Regions from separate parts of the Homo sapiens genome. Here region 2 is linked to region 1. Evidence: read pairs that join two places in POLR2A ChIA-PET (ENCODE). Cell type or tissue: PC-3. All regions are shown on one strand. Links, peaks and the distances in the headings refer to the core of each region. The heading gives the core; the rest is flanking DNA.

Region 1 (10,094 bases), core at 902-8,901:
GCCAACATGGTGAAACCCTGTCTCTACTAAAAGCACAAAAACTAGCCAGGCATGGTGGTGAACACCTGTAATCCCAGCTACTTGGGAGGCTGAGGCAGGAGAATTGCTTGAACTCGGGAGGTGGAGGTTGCAGTGAACCAAGATTGCACCACTGTACTTTAGCCTGGGCAACAAAGTGACATTCTATCTCAAAAAAAAAAAAAAAATTTAACCCAGTTCATAACTTTCCCTATTTTAAATGATAGCACCAGGCGCTGATGATTCAAGGAGATGAGAAATGCAAGTAATAGTCTAGCTCTTGAGAGAGGACACTGAGAAATGAAGCCCAGAGTGTCTAATCCCTCATTTGGACTTTACTTGAAGAGCATGTCCTGATGCCTCTGAGGGTGACCTGGTGACACAGGAGCTCAAATCTTCAAAGCAAGTTTGAAGACAGTAGCAAAACCTAAAAGGGAAGAGGGTACAGGAGTGACTGGATACAAAAGAGAATCCATGGCTGCTTGGATCAGATAGTGGGCTGCTGAAGGCAGTGACTGAGATCCTGAAACAAGGTATAGCTCCCAGAGCAGCTGGTATCTGAAGAAACCTAAGTAGCAGGTGCTGGAGAACCACAGTGCAAGGGCGCTGGAGGGATGGCATTATTCATACTCTCAGTCATTTATTCACATTTATTTATTTTTATTGATACACAATGATGTACATATTTGGGGGTTACATGTGATAGTTTATTATTATTATTGAAATGGCATCTCACTCTGTTGCCCAGGCTACAAAGCAGTGGTGCGGTCTCGGCTCACTGCAAGCACTCTGCCTCCCAGGTTCAAGCAATTCTCCCGCCTCGGCCTCCTGAGTTGCTGGGATTACAGGTGCCTGCCACCACACTTGGCTAATTTTTTGTATTTTTAGTACATGTTTGCCGTGTTTGCCAGGCTGGTCTGGAACTCCTGACCGCAGATGATCCACCCACCTCAGCCTCCAAAAGTGCTGGGATTACAAGTGTGAGCCACTGCACCCAGCCATGATAATTTAATACATTCATATAATTTGTAAAGATCAAATCTGTGTAACTGGGCTATCCATTATCTTAAATATTTGTCTTTTCTTTGTGCTAGAAATATTCAAATTATTCTCTTCTAGCTTTTTTTTTTTTTTTTTTGGTGACAAGAGCTCACTATGTTGCCCAGGTTGGAGGGCACTGGCTATTCATAGGTGCTATCCAAGTGCATTAGAGCCTCCAACTCCTAGGCTCAGGCAATCCTCCTGCCTCAGCCTCCCGCGTAGCTAGGACTCCAGATGCATGCCACCACGCCTAGTGTCACTCCCGTTTATGAAGCACTTATTCTGTTTCATGTCACGGGATCCTGGCACAGAGAGCAGGCAGGAGTCCACACAGGCAAGCTGTCGGCATGGGGGATAATCAGGACTAGTGTTAAGCAGGGTAAGGATAGGCTTGGGAGACACATTTACACTTTGTGAGTGGAGCAAGAGTCATTCATTCAATGATAAACATCTTTAAAGTATATTCTATATGCCAGTAAAGTTCTAGACATGGAGAACAGTGGATAAAATGCCCTTGTAGACATTACATTCTAGTGGGGAGGGGGAGATAGACAATCAATAAACTACCATCTATAATATGGCAGATGGTGATTCATGCTATGGAAAAAAAAACAACAGATCAGGACAGGGGGATAAAGCGTGCCAAGGGGAAGGGATTTCAACTGTAGGCCTCAGTGAGGAGGGGATGTTTAAACAAAGACCTGAAAAAGGTAAGGAAGCAAAAGCCATAGGGCTACTGGTAGAGGCAGAGGGCACAGCAAGTGCAAAGGCCCTGAGGTGGGAGTGTGCCTGGTGCACGCACACTTGCAATGAAAAGTCACTAGTGAGGCTGGGTGCGTGGCTTGCGCTTGTAATCCCAGCACTTTGGGAGGCTGAGGCAGGCAGATTGCTTGAGCCCAGGAGTTTGAGACCAGCCTGGGCAATATGGTGAAACCCCATCTCTACAAAAAAAAAAAAAAAAAAAAAAAAAAAGTATATATATATATATATAAAATTAGCCAGGTGTGGTGTCATGCACTTGTAGTCCCAGCTACTCGGGAGGCTCAGGTGGGAGGATCGCTGGAGCCCAGGAAGTCAAGGCTGCAGTGACCCACGATTGCACTACTGCACTCCAGCCTGGGCAACAGAGCATGACTCTGTCTCAAGGCAAAAAAAAAAAGGCCGGGTGAAGTGGCAGCTCATACCTGTAATCTTAGCACTTTGGGTGGCTGAGGTGGGCAGATCTTTGAGTCTAAGAGTTCGACACCAGCCTGAGCAACACGGCAAAACCCTGTCTCTACAAAAAATACAAAAATTAGCTGTGCATGGTGGCACACGTCTGTAGGCCCAGCTACCAGAAAGGTTGAGGTGGGAGGATTGCTTCAGCCTCGGAGGTGGAGGCTGCAGGGAGCCAAGATCATGCCACTGCAGTCCAGCCTGGGTGACAGAGCAAGACCCTGTCTCAGGAAAAAAAACAAAAAAAAAAAGAAGAGAGGAAGTCATTACTAGTGAAACACACGGAGTGTTTAGTTGCCACAGGCTGACATTTTCTTCCTGGCAGTTTACAGTGAAATTTAGTAATGAATACCCACACCCACACTCGTAGATCAGAATAGACCACCGCCATACATACTAGGTCAGGGTCTCCTTCCCAAGCTTAAAACTTCAGGGTGACTGTTTGTGGGACCCCCACAGGGTCCCCCACCGCGGGCTTAACGCTGTGGGTTCACCGTAGCTTCACTCCCACACTCAGAACAAGGTGACACCCACTGGGCCTGCAGCAAAGGTGGGAATCTTAGGAAAACACAGCTGCAGAGGCTTCAGCTGGTGTGTCAATGTTCCTCTGCATCACGTGCTTGTTGTTTTCTGACTTGCTTGGCTCGGAAAGCTTACCTTTGGGGGTTATAAACTTAATCCCAACAGACCTGAATTGATACCTCTTAATTATGTCAGTGATGTAGTAAATCAACACCCTATTAGAAAGTCATTCAACTTCAACTATTAAATATTCAGAAACTTTTTACAAGAGAATTGCAACATGTAAGCCCTCTGGCAGGAAGAGATGTTACTAATCTGTTTTGTGTAGAGAGAAGTGCTGGCTGACACTTTGCAAAACGGAGCTGAGCTGTCAGTTATATGCTCCTTCATATATTTTATCAAACCAAGAGTTTAAGTCCTGCCCTATAAATAACTGTAAAGCATCTAGTGTAACCACTACCCCAACCTTTCCTGCCTAATTCTTTTGCCTCTTCGTGGCTCCTTTTATCGGGACTTAAATTGGAATTATGTCCTAATTTTCAGAGAGAGAATATTCATTCATTCATTCAGCAAGTTTTCAGTATTGTGGCTGGGCGTGGTGTAATCCCAGCACTTTGGGAGGCCAAAGCAGGCTGATCACTTAAGGCCAGGAGTTCAAGGCCAGCCCTGCCAACATGGTGAAACCCCATCTCTAGTAAAAATACAAAAAAATTAGCTGGGTGCGGTGGCGCACGCCTGTGGTCTCAGCTACTCAGGAGGCTGAGGCAGGAGAATCGCTTGAACCTGGGAGGCAGAGGTTGCTTTGAGCCCAGATCGTGCCACTGCACCCCAGCCTAGGTGACAGAGTGAGACTCTGCCTCAAAAAAAAAAAAAAAAAAGAAAAGAGTTTTCGGTATTGAGTACCTTCTCTGTGCCAGGCATTGCTCTAGGCTCTTGGGATATATCAGCAAATAAAACAAAGATCTCTGCCCTGGTGGAGCTTATACTCAAATGGAAAAAACTGACAAATTGTATAGGGTATTAGAAGGTGACACGTGCTATGGGAAAAATAAGCAGCGGAACTGAGTATTGCTGGTGGGGTGGGGGGCGGGGGTGGAGGGAGTTACAGTGTTGAACAGGGCGGTCAGGGTAAATCACATGGAGTAGGTGAGACGTGGGCAGCTTGACGAAGATGGGGCAGTAACCAACCGAGTACTGGGAGGAAGAGCAGCGAGGAGAGGGAGCAGCCAGGACGCAGGCCCTAAGGGGGCACATGCTTGCTGTGTGGGAGCCCTAAGCAGACCACGTGGTGGGCGAGGAGTGAACCTGGGCAGGACAGGAGGAGGGGATGTCAGGAGAAGGAGGTAGGGAGGGAAGCAGATCGTAGTGCTTTGTAGCCTGCAGAAGGATGTTCACTGGTTTTTTTGGGTTCATGTAGGAACTCAAGCGACTGGACCAACAGAACCGGTTCTTTGCAGAAGCAGAGGGGAGACCTGGACTTTGCTTTTCCTGCGGCCATTAAGTTAACTGCCTGACCTTTGACAAAGTCTTGAGAGCTTCGCTTCGGTGCTGAAAACTAGGTTATTCCTAAGGCTCCTTTCAATTTTGAGATCCTATGACTTTAGGGAGTCGCCTCCAACACGTGATTTGAACAGTAGAGAAATATCTTGCAGTCCACATCTCATATGCATCTGCAGCCACCAGACCTAAAATCTCCAGGCAAGCCTCAAGGCTTCGATGCTTCTGGAATCACGAGTCCCCTTTGAAAAGGATTTGCGAAGAACTACAGGACTTCTCTCGAGAGAAATGGAGAGCTACAGGTGCACACAGCAGTTGCTGACATTGTAGGGAGTCCACAGCATCCTTAAAGCACAACCATGGGGCCCCATCTCCCTGCAAGGTGAACCATGAACTACTCATTCAGAATCCCTGCATTAAGGAGGCTTGATCATTTCCCCCAACTTTCCTTTTTTTTTTTTTTTTTTTTTGAGACGGAGTCTTGCTGTCTCAAAAGGAGACAGAGCTGGAGTACAATGCCACAATCTCGGCTCACTGCAACTTCCATTTCCCAGGTTCAAGCAATTCTCTTGCCTCAGCCTCCTGAGTAGGTGGGAGTACAGGTACCTGCCACCACGCCCGGCTAATTTTTGTATTTTTAGTAGAGACAGGGGTTTCACTATGTTGGTCAGGCTGGTCTCAAACTCCTGACCTCAGGTGATCCGCTTGCCTTGGCCTCCCAAAGTGCCGGGATTACAGGTGTGAACCAGCATGCCTGGCTCCCCACAACTTTCTATTATGGAAATGTTTCATACATTCAGAGAAACGGAAGACCAGTACAGCACACTCCTGTACATCTTTCATTTAAATTTTTAAAAATGTTAATATTTTCTCTATATATAATACTTTACCAATATCATCGTTTTGTTGTTGTTGACCCTTTGAAAGTTACAGCAATCATGACACTTTATCCCAAAATATTTTCAGCATGTATCTTTTAAGAATAAGAACAGTTTCCTGTTATACCAGAAAATTAACACTAGTTGACCTAAATATCAAATAGAGAGGCACTCTAAAAAAATAATATTCATCTGGGTATGTATCATTGCAATGGGAATATGCATGCCATAGTGAACTATGTAAAGGTTAAAGAAGACGAAGGTTTTTAAAGGAAAACTGAGGATTATATAATTGTTTTGAGATAATTATCCTTGCCAACAAAGATCAGTAACAAGGGTGACGCCAGTTTGAGGTTGAACAGCCAGTTGTTTTGGCAGATGTCCTCGCAGAAGTATTTTTTTGTGTAAGGCTCCGATGACCTGTGTGCAAGGTTGCAATTTTTGCAGACTTTTGTGATAGTTTTTGTTTTCAGGCACTTATGCACGAGAACTCTCCCTTCATAGCCTTCTCTGGCTCCATTTGTCAGTTTTTTGTTTTGTTTTTAAACACAAGTGACTCCATTTTGATTCTTACAACTCTAACAAACTGACCTCTACACTCATATCCAGCCACATTCAAATTCCCTTCATTCTAAGAATTCCTTCAACATAATTCCTTTTACACATTACCAGGATCCAATCAAGGTTCACATATTACATTTGATTCTGAGGTTTTGCTAGTCTATTTTTTTCTGAAACCATCTCTCCATGGTTTTGTTTTTGATTGTTTATTTTCTTGATAATGATTCTTCAGAAAAGTTCAGACCATTTGTCTTTTTTTTCAATCCTGCTCCTTCAGTAAAGACCATGTCTTATAGAATGTCCTGCTTCTGGATGTGACTGCTAGTGTCCTCTAACTTCTTCCTCTATCGCCTGTATTCCTTGCAAAGGAGAAACTAGATCTAAAAGTAATTTGCGAGCTTTAATTAAAGTACAACATAATCTGGGAAGTAGTAATCCATTTTCTAGATGTTGACTGGATTAAATGCCAATTTAGGCTGTTGGCTCTTTAGAAGACTGTCTTTGGCTTTCTAGGACTCCATCCCCAGGGAGGATCACCTAGGGAGGGATTTGTGGTTATATAGAGACAGGGAGAGAAACAGACCCATTTTCCCTCGCTGTGAAAGGATCAACACTGAATTTGGAATTTAGTCTGGAAGTTGACTATTTTTATTCTCTGGACTTCAATTTCCTCATCTAAAAAATGAAATAACAACAGTTTTATTTTTGATGGATTATTGGGCTCAAATGAGATAACAGATTAGAATTTTTTTTTTAAGCTCTCCATTTCTCTCGAGAGTTCTGTAGTTCTTGGCAAATCTTTTTGTTTGTTTGTTTTTGTTTGTTTTTTTGAGACAGGGTCTGTCACTCTGTCGCCCAGGCTGGAGTGCAGCGTCACAGTCACATCTCACTGCAGCTTCAACCTCCTGGGCTCAGGTGATCCTCCTGCCCCAGCCCCCCGAGTAGCTGGGACTACAGGTGTGCGCCACCATGCCTGGCTAATTTTTGTGTTTTTTTGTAGAGACAAGGGTTTGCCATGTTACACATGCAGCTCTTGAACTCCTGGGCTCAAGCAATCTGCCTGCCTCAGCTTCATCAACGTGCTGGGATTACACGCATGAGCCACCAGGCCCAGCCCTAGAAAATTCTTTCTATGTAAACTCAGATAGAAGCGGCTCTGCTTTAGGAATTGATAGTAAGTGCAGACACACCTTCAATTCATCTCATGTAAGTGAACAGAGTGTGAGTATCTATCTGTGTATCTATCTACCTAGCTACCTATTATCTAACATGATGAACTTCTTTTTTTTTTTTGAGATGGAATTTTGCTCTGTTGCTCAGGCTGGAGTGCAGTGGCATGATCTCAGCTCACTGCAATCTTTTCCTGCCTTTGCCTCCCTAGTAGCTGGGATTACAGGCGCCCACCACCATGTCTGGCTAATTTTTCTATTTTTAGTATAGACAGGGTTTCACTGTGTTGTTCAGGTTGGTCTCGAACTCCCGACCTCAGATGATCCACCTGCCTTGGCCTCCCAAAGTGTTGGGATTACAGGTGTGAGCCACCGAGCCTGGCCTCATGATGAACTTCCCAAGAGTTACTGAAATAGTGGTGGGGGTCAGTTTTTCAAGGGTGATTTAATGCAGTAGTTCTTAGCTGGGGGTAATTTTGCCCTGCAGGGACATCGGGCACTGTCTGATTACATTTTTGGTTGTTATAACTAAGGAGCTGCTACTGCTATCTAGTGGGTAGAAGCCAAGGATGCTGCTCAACACCCTGCAGTGCACAGGACAGCCCCAGCCCCCACAGCAAAGAATCATCTAGCTCAAAATGTCAATGGTGCCTAGTTAGAGAAACTTTGATTTAATGTGAGGCTCAATTAAATACTGAACCTTAGACAAGACTCCTTGACAAATCCTTTGAATATCAGGGTTTGAGGTGACTTACACCAAAATTCTATGCAATAAAATTGCAAATTATATCCATCCTGGGACACATAGTGAGATCTTGTCTCAACAAAACGTCAAAAAATTAGCCAGGCATGGTGGCGTGTGCCCATCGTCCCAGCTACTTGAGAGGCTGAGGTGCGAGGATGGCTTGAGCCCCAGAGGTCAAGGCCACTACACTCCAGCCTGGGCAACAAAGTGAGACCCTGTCTCAAAAAAATTTGCAAATTAGGAATTGAAAAACAGAAAAACAGAAAGAAAAAAATGAATAAACAAATATGTTAATTACTTCAATCAACATAATTGCTATGGTTCAAATGAGTTTCCTCTAAGGCTAAAAAGAAATCATAATCGATTGTAGTTTTGATTATCAGAAAAGATAATTCCTAAGGAGAATCGCTTTTCCCGAAATAAATTGTAGCTAAATTTTCATAATAAAGTTTTTTTAATAATATGGGGAACTATGAGTGATATGTTGACGGGAAGGACAATGTTTTTAATATTTGTGCAAAAATGTAGAAGTAAGTTCCATATGGATATTTACTAAAGTAACTTTGATTAAAGCTATGAGGGAAATATTCAGATGAAATTTTGTTAAGGTGATTCAGTGAGGGACTATATTAACAGGATTCCATATGGAGCCTTCTCACGGTCTAATTTGATAATTCTGAATTATGGTACCCTGGGGAATATAAGGTTTCAGTAAAGGCACAACTGAATCATGGCCTAGAGCCTTTATTATGTTATTTTGAGCCCTTTGTAAATATACTGTTTTTAAAATAATGATATTTTTGAGATATTAGTCATGCATCCTAAAAAATAAGCCTTTTAAAGTCAGTTTATGGTATAGTCACTGAGTTGTGCAACCATCACCACTATCTAATTTCAGAATATTTTCATTGCTCCCAAAAGAAACTCTGTATCCATTAGTAGTCACTGCCTATTTACCCCTTTCCCATGTTTCTGGGATCATGTCCATTTTAAGTTTTGTGTATGGTATGAGGAATGAGTCCAATTCACTCTTTTGCATATGGATATTCAGTTGTTTCGACATCATTTGTTAAAAAGCTTATTCTTTTTCCCATTGAATTGTCTTGGCACCCTTGTTGAAAATCAGTTGACTAGAAATGTAAGGGTTTATTTCTGGATCTTCAATTCTATTCCATTGATCTACATGTCTAGCTTTGTGCCAGTACCACACTGTCTTGATTACTGCAGCTCTGTAGTTAAGTTTTAAATTTGGAAGTGAGTCCTTCAAATTTTTTCTTCGTTTAAACAATTGTTTTAGGCTGGGCGCGGTGGCTCATGCCTATAATGCCAGCACTTTGGGAGGCCAGGGGAGGGGGTGGATCACCTAAGGTCAGGAGTTTGAGACCAGCCAGGTCAACATGGTGAAACCCCATTTCCACTAATACAAAAGTTAGCTGGGTGTGGTGGCATGTGCCTGTAGTCTCAGCAGCTAGGGAGGCTGAGACAGGAAAATCACTTGAACCTGGGAGGCAGAGGTTGCAGTGAGCCGAGATTGCGCCACTGCACTCTGCCTGGGTGGACAGAGTGAGGCTCTGTCTCAAAAACAAAACAAAACAAAACAAAAACAATTGTTTTGGCTATTTCTGTCCCTTGTATCTGCAGATAAATTTTAGTTTTCTTTTTTTGCGATATCTTTTTAAGGGGTTTGGTATCAGGTTAGTACTGGCCTTATAGAATAAGTTGGGAAGTACTTCGTCCTTTTTTTTTGTAACGGTTTGTGAAGAATTGGTACCAATTTTCCTTAAAATTGTGTACATTTATCAGTGGTCATCTGGTCCTGGGCTTTTCTTTGCAGGAAGTTTTTTGATTACTAATTTCATCACCTTACTTGTTTAGATCAATTTAGATTTTCTATTTCTTCTTGAGTCAGTTTTGATAGTTTGTACCTTTCTAGAAATGTATCCATTTTAGTTATCTAATTTGTTTGCATACCACTACTTATAATATTTATCATTCATTTCTATAAAGTCAATAATAATTCCTCTCTTTATTTTTTTTTTTTTTTAATTAGAGAGAGAATCTCACTATGTTGCTTGGCCTGGTTTTGAACTCTTGGGTTCAAGTAATCCTCCTGCCTTGGCCTTCCAAGTGGCTGGGACTGCAGGCCCATATGACCATGCCCACCCTCCCAAGTGGCTGGGACTACAGGCCTGTACCACCAATACCTGTTTTGTTTTGTTTTTTTGAGACGAAGTCTCGCTCTGTCACCCAGGCTGGGTGCAGTGGCGTGATCTCAGCTCACTGCAATGTACGCCTCCTGAGTTCAAGGGATTCTCCTGCCTCTGCCTCCTGAGTAGCTGGGATTACAGGCAGGCACCACCATGCCTGGCTAATTTTTGTATTTTTGGTAGAGATGGGGTTTCACCATGTTGGTCAGGCTAGTCTCGAACTCCTGACCTCGTGATCTGC
Region 2 (10,094 bases), core at 1,446-9,445, 55 kb before region 1:
CATGAGCCACTGCACACAGGTGAACAACAATTTATTTCTCACAGCTCTGGAGGCTGGAAAGTCCAAGATCCAGGTGCTGGCGGTTCTGGCACCTGCTGAATGCAGTCTCCTGGTTTGCACATGGCCGTCTTTTTGTGGCTCCTCACATGGTGGGAGAGAGCAGAGAGGAAGCAGGGTCTCTGTGTCTCTTTTCCTAAGGAGTACTGATCCCTTTCACGAGGGCTCCGCCCTCACTACTTCCTAATACCATCACATTGGTGGTTAGAATTTCAACAGATAAATGTTAGGGAGATACAAACATTTAACCCATAGCATGGGCTATCACCAATGGACTGGCTGGATGGTCAGAGACTTAAAGGGAACATAATTGGAAAGTTGGTGACAAGGAGGTCTGAAGAAGGAGTAAGCAGATAGACCTCTCTGAATAGGGAAAAATGTGAAGATATTTATGTTCCACATGAGTGCTCACCAAATGGTAACCTCGGCAGAGAGAGAATTTAACAATAGGTGGATGGGATGACCCATTTTATGGATACCAGTCAGCCTCTTTCCCCAGCCAGTTCTGTCATTGCCCACTGGGCTCATGAATCAAGTGGACATGGTGGCAGGGATGGAGGCTGTGTGTGGGCTCAGCCCCAAGGCTGACCTGGCTGCAGCCAGTGCTGAGTGCCCAGTCTGCTGGCAGCGGAGAGACCCTGATAGGACCCCAGGGTTATCAGACAGCTACCTGGTGGCAAATTGATTACACTGAATCATTTCCATCATAGAAGGGCCAGCACTTTGTTCTTACCAGAATAGCTACTTACTCTGGATACAGATTTGCCTTTCCTGTAGACAATGTTTCTGCTAAAACGACCGTCCATGGATTTATAGCACGCCTTATCCACCATCATGACATTTCACACAATACTACTTCTCATCGGAGAACTCAATTCATGTGGCAATGAGCCCCAGCTTACGGAACTCAGAATCTTACCATGTTCCCCATATCCTCAAGCAACTGGCTTGATAGAGTGGTAAGATGGCCTTGAAATTGTTTTTGTTTATTTTTAAATTAGAGACAGGGTCTCACTATGTTGTCCAGGCTGGTCTCAAACTCCTGGGCTCAAACGAGGAATTACAAGTGTGAGCCACTGTACCTGGCCAGAATGGGCTTTTGAAGACTCAATTACAGTGCCAACCAGGTGGCAATACCTCGTGGGGCAAAGTCCTCTAGGAGGCTGGATAGTCTCTAAATTAGTGTCTAATACATGCTACTGTTTCTTCCATAGCCAGAATTCACGAATCCAGGATTCGAGGGGTGGAAATGGGAATGACCCCACTCGCCGTTGCCTGTAATGATCCACTAGCAAAACGTCTGCCTCCTTTTCTTGTGACCTTAGGTTCTGCTGGTCTAGAGTCTTAGGCTTAAAGGGAGGAATGCTTCCACCAGGAAACACAGCAATGATTCCACTGAATTGGAATTAAGACTGACCCTCAACCACTTGAGGCTCCTCATGCCTCTGTATGAACAGGCAAAAAGGGGTTTTACTATCCTAAGCAAACAATACAGACATTTCTAAAAAGCTTGTTTAGAAGGGCACATTTTCTAGCAGTCCTTCTTATAAGAAACAGAAAGAAGAAATAAGTGCATATGTGGGATGAGTCCCTCCCAAAGTTCCAAGATAAGTATTTGAGGAATGTGATGGTCTTTTTTATGTGTTAACTTGGTTAGGCTACATTCCCCAATTATTTACTCAAACACGAATCCAGATGTTGCTGTGAAGGTACCGTATTTTATAGAAGTGACTAAAGCCCGTAATCACTGACTTTGGGTAAGAACGGTTATCCTAAATCATCAGATAATTCAAATAGGTGAAGGGTTTTTTGTTTTTGTTTTTCTTTTCAGATAGAGTTTCACTCTGTCACCCAGGCTGGAGTGCAGTGGCACAATCACAGCTCACTGCAGCCTCCACCTCTCGGGCCCAGGTGATCCCCTGCCTCGGGCTTCCTGGTGGCTGGGACTACTGGTGCGCGCCACCATGCCAGGCTAATTTTTTTTTTTTTTTTTCCAGATGGAGTTTCGCTCTGTTGCCCAGGCTGGAGTGCAGTGGTGTGATCTTGGCTCACTGCAAGCTCAGCCTCCTGGGTTCATGCCATTCTCCTGCCTCAGTCTCCCAAGTAGCTGGGACTACAGGCGTCCGCCACCACGACCGGCTAATTTTTTCATTTTTTTAGTAGAGACGGGGTTTCACCTTGTTAGCCAGGTTGGTCTCGATCTCCTGACCTCATGATCCACCTGCCTTGGCCTCCCAAAGTGCTGGGATTACAGGCGTGAGCCACTGTGCCCGGCCTTTTTTTGCATTTTTTATAGAGATAGTGTTTCACCATGTTGCCCAGGCTGGTCTTGAACTCCTGGGCTCAAGTGATCTGCTCGCCTCCAAAGTGCTGGGATTACAGGCGTGAGCCGCCGGGTGAAAGATCTTAAGAGCAGGGCTGAGGTTTCCCTGAGGAAAAAGAAATTCCACCTGAGAACTTGCATGTCCTTCCTGATGGACTGCCCTGGGGCTTTCAGACTTACCTAGCCATCCCCCACCATTGCATAAACCAATTCCTTGCATGGAACCTCTTCATATATCAGCATACATATCCTACTTGCTCTGTTTCTGTAGTTGAACCCTGGCTGCTGCAAACATAAAAACCTTTCTCTTCAAAGCCTCTCCCATTTCCTACCTTCCCATCCACTGTAGGAACCCAAGAATTAGGCAGGAACATGTGAGCATAATTTCCCCGAGTTAATGGAAAAGCACATTGTGATAAAGACCTAGGGTTGAGAAGGCAGCGGGACCTCTGTTCTACAAAGTGAAAGATTAAAGCTGTGTTGACAAAAGGAATGCGAAGTACTTATGTAGCCCCTTTGAAAGTTAACTAATCCTTGAGGTGCAAGATGGGTCTAATTTTTTTGCTAACATATTTGGGGGAGAGCAAACTGCACTTTGAAATGGGAGTCCCTTTTATCCTGAATGTCCTTTATGTCCACTCTTGGGTCTCAGAGCTACCTCTTCTCTGTACCCAGTGACAGAAAGTGAGGACAGCAGAGAGAGATGCTGGAGGCTGCACAATTTATAGGGACAAGAGAGAACTAGGGCCAGGATATTTCTGATAAGAGTGTTGGTGACTCAGAAAAATGGAGTTGGGAGATGCAGGGACCCCACTAGGGCTACAGAAGAAAGGGGGAATATGAGAAGGGAGAAAGGCCAGCATTAGAAAAGGAAGGGACAGTCACATGGTTGTAGGGCAGCTCAGTGAGGTCCAGACTTTTGCTGAGGGCAAAAGGACAAAGTCTCAGACAAGGGACACAATGCCTCGCTTTCCACACTTCCAACTCTGTAGGGTTCACGGTCATCATTGGAGCTTGGAGTACATATCTGCCCACTCTTGTTCAGGTGCTGAAGTCTAAAATAGGAAAGAACTTTTCACAAGATGGCACTCAAGGCGAAGAAGGAAGCTCCTGCCCCTCCTCAAGCCAAAGCCAAAGTGAAGACTTTAAGGGCCAAGAAGGCAGTGCTGAAAGGTGTCCACAGGACAAAGCCTCCATCGCACCTGCCCATTCCCCAGAGACCAGTCATCCACATCTGGTGGCCCAAGACACTGCGACACCACAGGTAGCCCAAATATCCTTGGAAGAGTGCCCTCAGAAGAAACAAGTTTGACCACTATGCCAGCCTCAAGTTCCCACTGACCATGAGGAGATTGCAGGACTAAGGTCTCTGGAGAATGAGCAGGTGCGTGGGAGGCTTTGTGGTTCTCATCCAAGAACAAAAAGTATAAAAGGGCCATTGGTGGCTGGGTACGGTGGCTCATGCCTGTAATCCCAGCACTTTGGGAGGCCGAGGCGGGGGCATCACCTGAGGTCAGGAGTTCAAGACCAGCCTGGCCAACATGGTGAAACCCCGTCTTTATTAAAAATACAAAATTAGCCGGGCATGGTGGTGCATACCTGTAGTCCCAGCTACTCAGGAGGCTGAGGCAGGAGAATTGCTTGAACCTGGGAGGCAGAGGTTGCAGTGAGCCAAGATCATGCCATAGCACTCCAGCCTGGCAACAGAGTGAGACTCCATCTCCAAAAAAAAAAGGGAGGGGGGCCATTGGCACTGCTGGAGAAGCAGCCATGAAGACAGAAGGCAACACACTTGTGTTCACTGTGGATGTTAAAGCCAACAAGCACCAGATGGAACAGGCTATGAAGGAGTTCCATGACATCTGTGTGGCCAAGGTCAACACTGAGTCAACCTGATGGAGAGAAGAAGGGAGGGAGCTCCATGACATCAATGTGGCCAAGGCCAACACTGAGTCGACCTGATGGAGAGAAGAAGGGAGCAAGCTCCATGACATTGGTGTGGCCAAGGCCAACACTGAGTCGACCTGATGGAGAGAAGAAGGCATGTGTCCACTGGCTCCTGATGACCATGCTTTGGATGTTGCCAACAAAATTGGGATCATCTAATCTGAGTCCAGCTTGCTAATTCTAAAGGTATATATGTATCTTTTCACCAGAAAAAATACAAATAAAACAAAATAGAAAAGGGAAAACCTCCTTCTCCAACATCAGGGAATTAGAAACACCTTCTCTGAGGCTGCAAAGGGTGCAGGGAAGGGGACAAAAGAAAAGCGTCCTCTGCAAAGTGATCGGGAGAGCAGACAGTAAATGGAAGTTAGAAGGTTGCAGATTTCAGCTCTCCCAAGAAACACCTTTTTTTTTGAGATGGAGTCTCGTTCTGTCACCCAGGCTGGGGTGCAGTGGTGCAATCTCAGCTCACTGCAAGCTCCACCTCCCAGGTTCAAGCGATTCTCCTGCCTCAGCCTCCCGAGTAGCTGGGACTACAGGCGCCCACCACCATGCCCGGCTAATTTTTTGTGTTTTTAGTAGAGACGGGGTTTGGTTTCGATCTCCTGATCTCGTGATCCACCCACCTCGGCCTCCCAAAGTGCTGGGATTATAGGCATGAGCCACTGTGCCCGGCCAAGAAACACCTTTTAAATGCTCTTTACCAATAAAGAGAAATGGGCTACCTCGGGAGGGAGGGGGTTTCTTGTCCCCGTAGGTGTTAGTTGACACAAGGTGACCACCTAGCAAGGGTGGCATGGGAAGGATTCAAGCAGTGACCTCTAAGGCCGTAGTCAACAATATACTTTTCTATTTATTGAAAGACTTAGATATGAAGATAACTTTAAGAATATTTGGCACTAGGACTATAAAATATGCTATTATAAGCTCAGAACTAAAACTCATCATAGGGAGACAGAGCTGGACAAGTTTTGTTTTTGTTTTTGTTTTTTTTTTTAAGAAGGAGGTCTCACTATATTGCACAGGCAGGTCTTGAACTCCTGGGCTCAAGCTATCCTCCCACCTCTGCCTCCCTAAGAGCTGTGATTACAGGCATGAGCCACCGCACCCGGCCAGGACAGGATCTTTAAAATAATCTTGTCTAATGTCCCTCTTACCCTCCCCTCCAATTTTATGTGAGAAAATACCCAGAAAGATCTTTAAAATAATCTTGTCTAATGTCCCTCTTACCCTCCCCTCCAATTTTAAGTGAGAAAATACCCAGAAAGAAATGACTAACTCCAGATGACACAGCTAAAAAGTAGATGTGGGCTAGAACCTGGAACTTGCAGCCATGCTCCATCCATTTCTTAACATCTTCTTTTCAGGTCTCTTTATCAAAGCTGCCCAGCAATATCTGGAAACTTACCAGGAAAAAAATAATGGAAACAATTAAACCTTGACAAATGACAGCTTCTTCAGATATGGTTTAAACACAAAGAACTATAAGGAACTCAACTGCTCAAACTCCTTGATAACATCAAGGAGAAGGAGTCATTTCACATAAATCTCAGAGATGATGTCATCGAAACATACAAGTAGCAAGTGGAAGTTACAACTCATCCTGAAGGAAATGATTCTTATAAATAGTTTTGATCTGGAGATACCATTTGGCGTCTTAGAATCGTAGACTCTTGAAATAGGAAGGCCTACCGCAGAGGCTATCGGATCCAGGGCGTGCTGGCCGCACAGTGTCAGCAAGGTCAATGCCACTCTCCACTTGGCTTCTATAGGACTTTGTCCTGGCCACTACTCCAGTATTTTGCACATTAGAGCACACCAAATTGAATGGAAGTTTTTTCTTCCAAAATTAAAAAAAAAAAGTTTTTTTCTGATGATAAGATAAACATGCTTATTGTGAAACTTCAAATAGTACAGAGAAGTATAAAGAAGACTTACCAGAAATCTCACTGCCCAGAGATAACCACTGCGAGCATTTTGATGACTGCCATTCCGTTTTCTCCAGGCACACGTTTGCACTCACGCATCCATATTTTGGCAAAGTTTGGACCAGAGTACAAAGGCAGTTTGTCATATTCTTCTTTACACTAAACTATTTATTTATTTATTTATTTATTTATTTTTGAGACAGAGTTTCGCTCTTATTGTGCAGGCTGGAGTGCAGTGGCATGATCTCGGCTCACTGCAACCTCCACCTCCCGGGTTCAAGCGATTCTCCTGCCTCAGCCTCTGGAGTAGCTGGGATTACAGGCGTGTGCCACCACACCCGGCTAATTTTTGTATTTTTAGTAGAGATGGGGTTTCACCATGTTGGCCAGGCTAGTCTCAAGCTCCTGACCTCAAATGATCCACCTGCCTTGGCCTCCCAAAGTGCTGGGATTACAAGCATAAGCCACTGTGCCTGGCCCTACACTAAATCATTTGTATAGACCCACAATTTCATTTTAATGGCTGCATAGTAGACATTGTATGAAGAGATCTTCATATAGTCAACCACACTCTGATTGATTGATCGATTAGGTGTTCTCAGTTTTTTACTAACTTGGGGGGTTAGTTCTTGCTTTAGGGAAAGAGGTCATCTTGGCCACCCTTGGGAATGTGAATTAACTTTGGAAACTAAAAGCACTTTGCTTCCTCCAAAGTAGTTAAGTGTTTGCGGGTGATTGCGGGGCTAAGGTCTCTGGAGAATGGGCAGGTGGGTGGGAGGCTTTGTGGTTCTCCTCCAGGATAAAAGAATATAAAGGGGCCATTGGTGCTGCTGGAGAAGCTGCCATGCTCCAGGGGAAGACCTCAAGGATATGTCAGTGCCTGGAGCCCGGCCTGACCCTGGCTGACTTCCGGGTCAGCTTGCGACCCTGCCCCGGCTAACCTACCTGTGGAAAGAGCCAGAATTGAAGACTGGACCAGCCCCTGGTCCAAGGTCCAGCTTGCCCAGGCCAGTTGCTGCTCTGCAACCAGAACTCCACCTGTGGCTCCAGGAAGAGACACAGCTGCCTGATACTCACTAGTGAAAGCCAAAGCTTTACCCACTTCGGGGCTTCGGCAGTTCACCAAGGCAACTGCTACTCCGTCACCAATGCTTCCCCTTACACGTACAGTGAGAGACCACACCATCAATTAATCCCCACTGGTGCTATGGAAGGTGGAGACTGAGGGGCTCTGGCACCCAAACTCTGAGGACATCCTGGGATATAAAAGTGCCACCACCAATACCTGCAGCTGAGGGGAGGTGACAATACCACAGTGAATACCTTTTTGACATACGTCTTTACATATGTATCCAATTATCTCCTCCATATAAACTCCTTTAAGTGGCATTACTACATCTGTGGGAAAATGTGGAACAAATCTTGCAGCAATGCTGGCAGGTGCCTGGGAAGGACCAGCTGGCCCACTGCTGAGAACCTTCACGGGGCAGCAACTTGTGACAGACGTAGCCACTGTTCAGAGTCTGGCCTTGTAGGTTCAGCACCCCATAGTCAATGGGACTCCCAAAGCAGACTCACTCAGAGGAGACTGGAGGGGACAGAGCAGAATGTCCAGCGATGAGTTTATAATGAAATGTATAAATGCTGGGAGAAGCAGGCGTTTGAGTCAGCCTGACCAGCCTGCTCTCTCTTGCTGTGGAAATCAGCATGGGAAGCCAAAATCACAATCAGAAGGTTAATGGTAAGCCTAGAATCCAGGAAGGGGAGTTAGTTTGGTGATCTGAATGATGGCTGGATGCATCGTCCATCCCACCACTAGGGTAATATACACCCTTCAGGTGACAGTGGGGGCAAAGGAAAGTCAGGTGAGTCGTAAGTCAGAAACTGCTCTGTGGCTAAAGTGAACCCCTAGCCATTCTCCTGCAGAGTCCTTCTTCTATCTGGCAATACTCTGTGCACCTGGGGACTCATAGCTTTTCCTGCAGATAGAGAGGGTAAAAAATCACACCATAGACCGGGCGCGGTGGCTCACGCCTGTAATCCCAGCACTTTGGGAGGCCGAGGTGGGTGGATCACGAGGTCAAGAGATCGAGACCATCCTGGCCAACATGGTGAAACCCCATCTCTACTAAAAATACAAAAAAAAAAAAAAAAAAAAGGCCAGGTGTGGTGGCAGGCACCTGTAGTCCCAGCTACTTGGGAGGCTGAGGTAGGAGAATCACTTTAACCCTGGAGGCGGAGGTTGCAGTGAGCCAAGATTGCGCCACTGCACTCCAGCCTGGGCAACAGAGCAAGACTCCATCTCAAAAAGAAAAAAAAATCACACCTTAGGGCCCTATTTTTAAAAAGAGCCCATCCATATCTTTTTTTTTTTTTTTTTTTGAGACAGAGTCTCACTCTGTTGCCCAGGCTGGAATGCAGTGGCACAATCTCGGCTCACACTGCAACCTCCACCTCCCAGGTTCAAACGATTCTCCTGCCTCAGCCTCCTGAGTAGCTGGGATTACAGGCACCCGCCACCATGCCTGGCAAAATTTTTGTATTTTTAGTAGATATAGGGTTTCACCATGTTAGCCAGGATGGTCTCAATCTCCTGACCTGGTGATCCACCTACCTCGGCCTCCCAAAGTGCTGGGATTACAGGCGTGAGCCACTGCGCCTGGCCCATATCTACTTTTCTTATTCACTTGTTCATTTATTCACTCGACAAATGATGGTTGAGTTCTGTATAGGTCCTGGGGAGACAGCAGGGAGTAAAGTAGATGCAATTCCTGCTGTCATGGAGTTCATATTCTGGTGGGAGAGAAAGACGATTAATGAATATGCAATGATTGTATATTTATTTGAGCACACCATTAATTAAACAGGACAATTTCTAACTATAAAAATCTATATGTGGCCGGGCATGGTGGCTCACCCCTGTAATTCCAGCACTTTGAGAGGCTGAGGCGGGTGGATCATGAGGTCAGGAGTTTGAGACCAGCCTGGCCAACATGGTGAAACCCCGTCACTATTAAAAATACAAAAATTAGCTGGGCATGGTGGTGGTGTGCTCCTGTAATCCCAGCTACTTGGGAGGCTGAGGCAGGAGAATCACTTAAACCCGGGGGGGCAGAGGTTGCAGTGAGTCAAGATCACGCCACTGCACTCTGGCCTGGGCAAGAATGAGACTCTGTCAAAAAAAAAAGAAAAAAAAAAAAGTCAGGAGCAAGTCAAGAGAAACATGGATAAAATCCTGGGCTAATGTCACCGAAAACCTCCTGGAGTACCATAGGTCTCAGCTGCGTGATTTCCCTCCTGCATCTCACCATGTACTGAGATTTGCTGGAAGCGCCCGGGATGTTTAGGTGTGGTGCCCCCTGAAATGTTTCTTCCTTCAGGAGGGTGGGAAAGAACATAAATTTCATTGTCTTCTCAGTCGAAAAAGAAAAAAAAAAAATCCCCTATGGCCTGATGCAATTAAAAAAAAAAATCCATGTGATGTACCACCCCAGCATCTCAGAGATTAGACGCAGAAACCCAGGTCATGTCCCAGAAGGGAAGAGTGAGGGAGGAAGAACTCTTTTCAGGGATTGATAGGGTGAATGACTGGAAGTTTCTACAATGGGAAAAAAAAAAAAAAAAAAGGCTGGGTTATCATTCCTGTCATTGCTATTATTGTTGTTATTATCAAAAACATGTAAATAGTCCTCTTAAATTATTGTCCCTCTTAAACAATAAAGGTGATAACAGAGACTTCTTTGGGCATTTGCAAACCCAAAGAGAATATTGTTATATATTGTTATTCACCAGCAGCTTTGCTTTAAGGGACCCAGCAATGACTGTGAGATCCAGACAAT

The links. ChIA-PET counts read pairs that join two places held together with the same protein. Peaks named below come from ENCODE experiments on the same cell type or tissue, not always from the same donor. Only the 100,000 strongest peaks of a DNase experiment are listed, where the experiment ranks them.
Region 2: POLR2A ChIA-PET joins it to region 1 with 14 read pairs; 11 of 35 experiments call an interaction of 5 or more read pairs at or near these places.

Annotation. Positions count from the first base shown.
Region 1 is chr3:194,501,710-194,511,803 of GRCh38, reverse strand. No RefSeq gene overlaps it. Among named protein-coding and RNA genes, the nearest start is that of ATP13A3-DT, 20 kb to the right of the region's middle. In PC-3, for the core only: no CTCF peak of the experiment used is centred there; no DNase peak of the experiment used is centred there; H3K27ac peaks cover 646 bases.
Region 2 is chr3:194,557,370-194,567,463 of GRCh38, reverse strand. It overlaps the pseudogene RPL23AP93. Among named protein-coding and RNA genes, the nearest start is that of TMEM44-AS1, 22 kb to the left of the region's middle. In PC-3, for the core only: no CTCF peak of the experiment used is centred there; DNase peaks (open chromatin) are centred at 1,733 and 5,873; H3K27ac peaks cover 1,128 bases.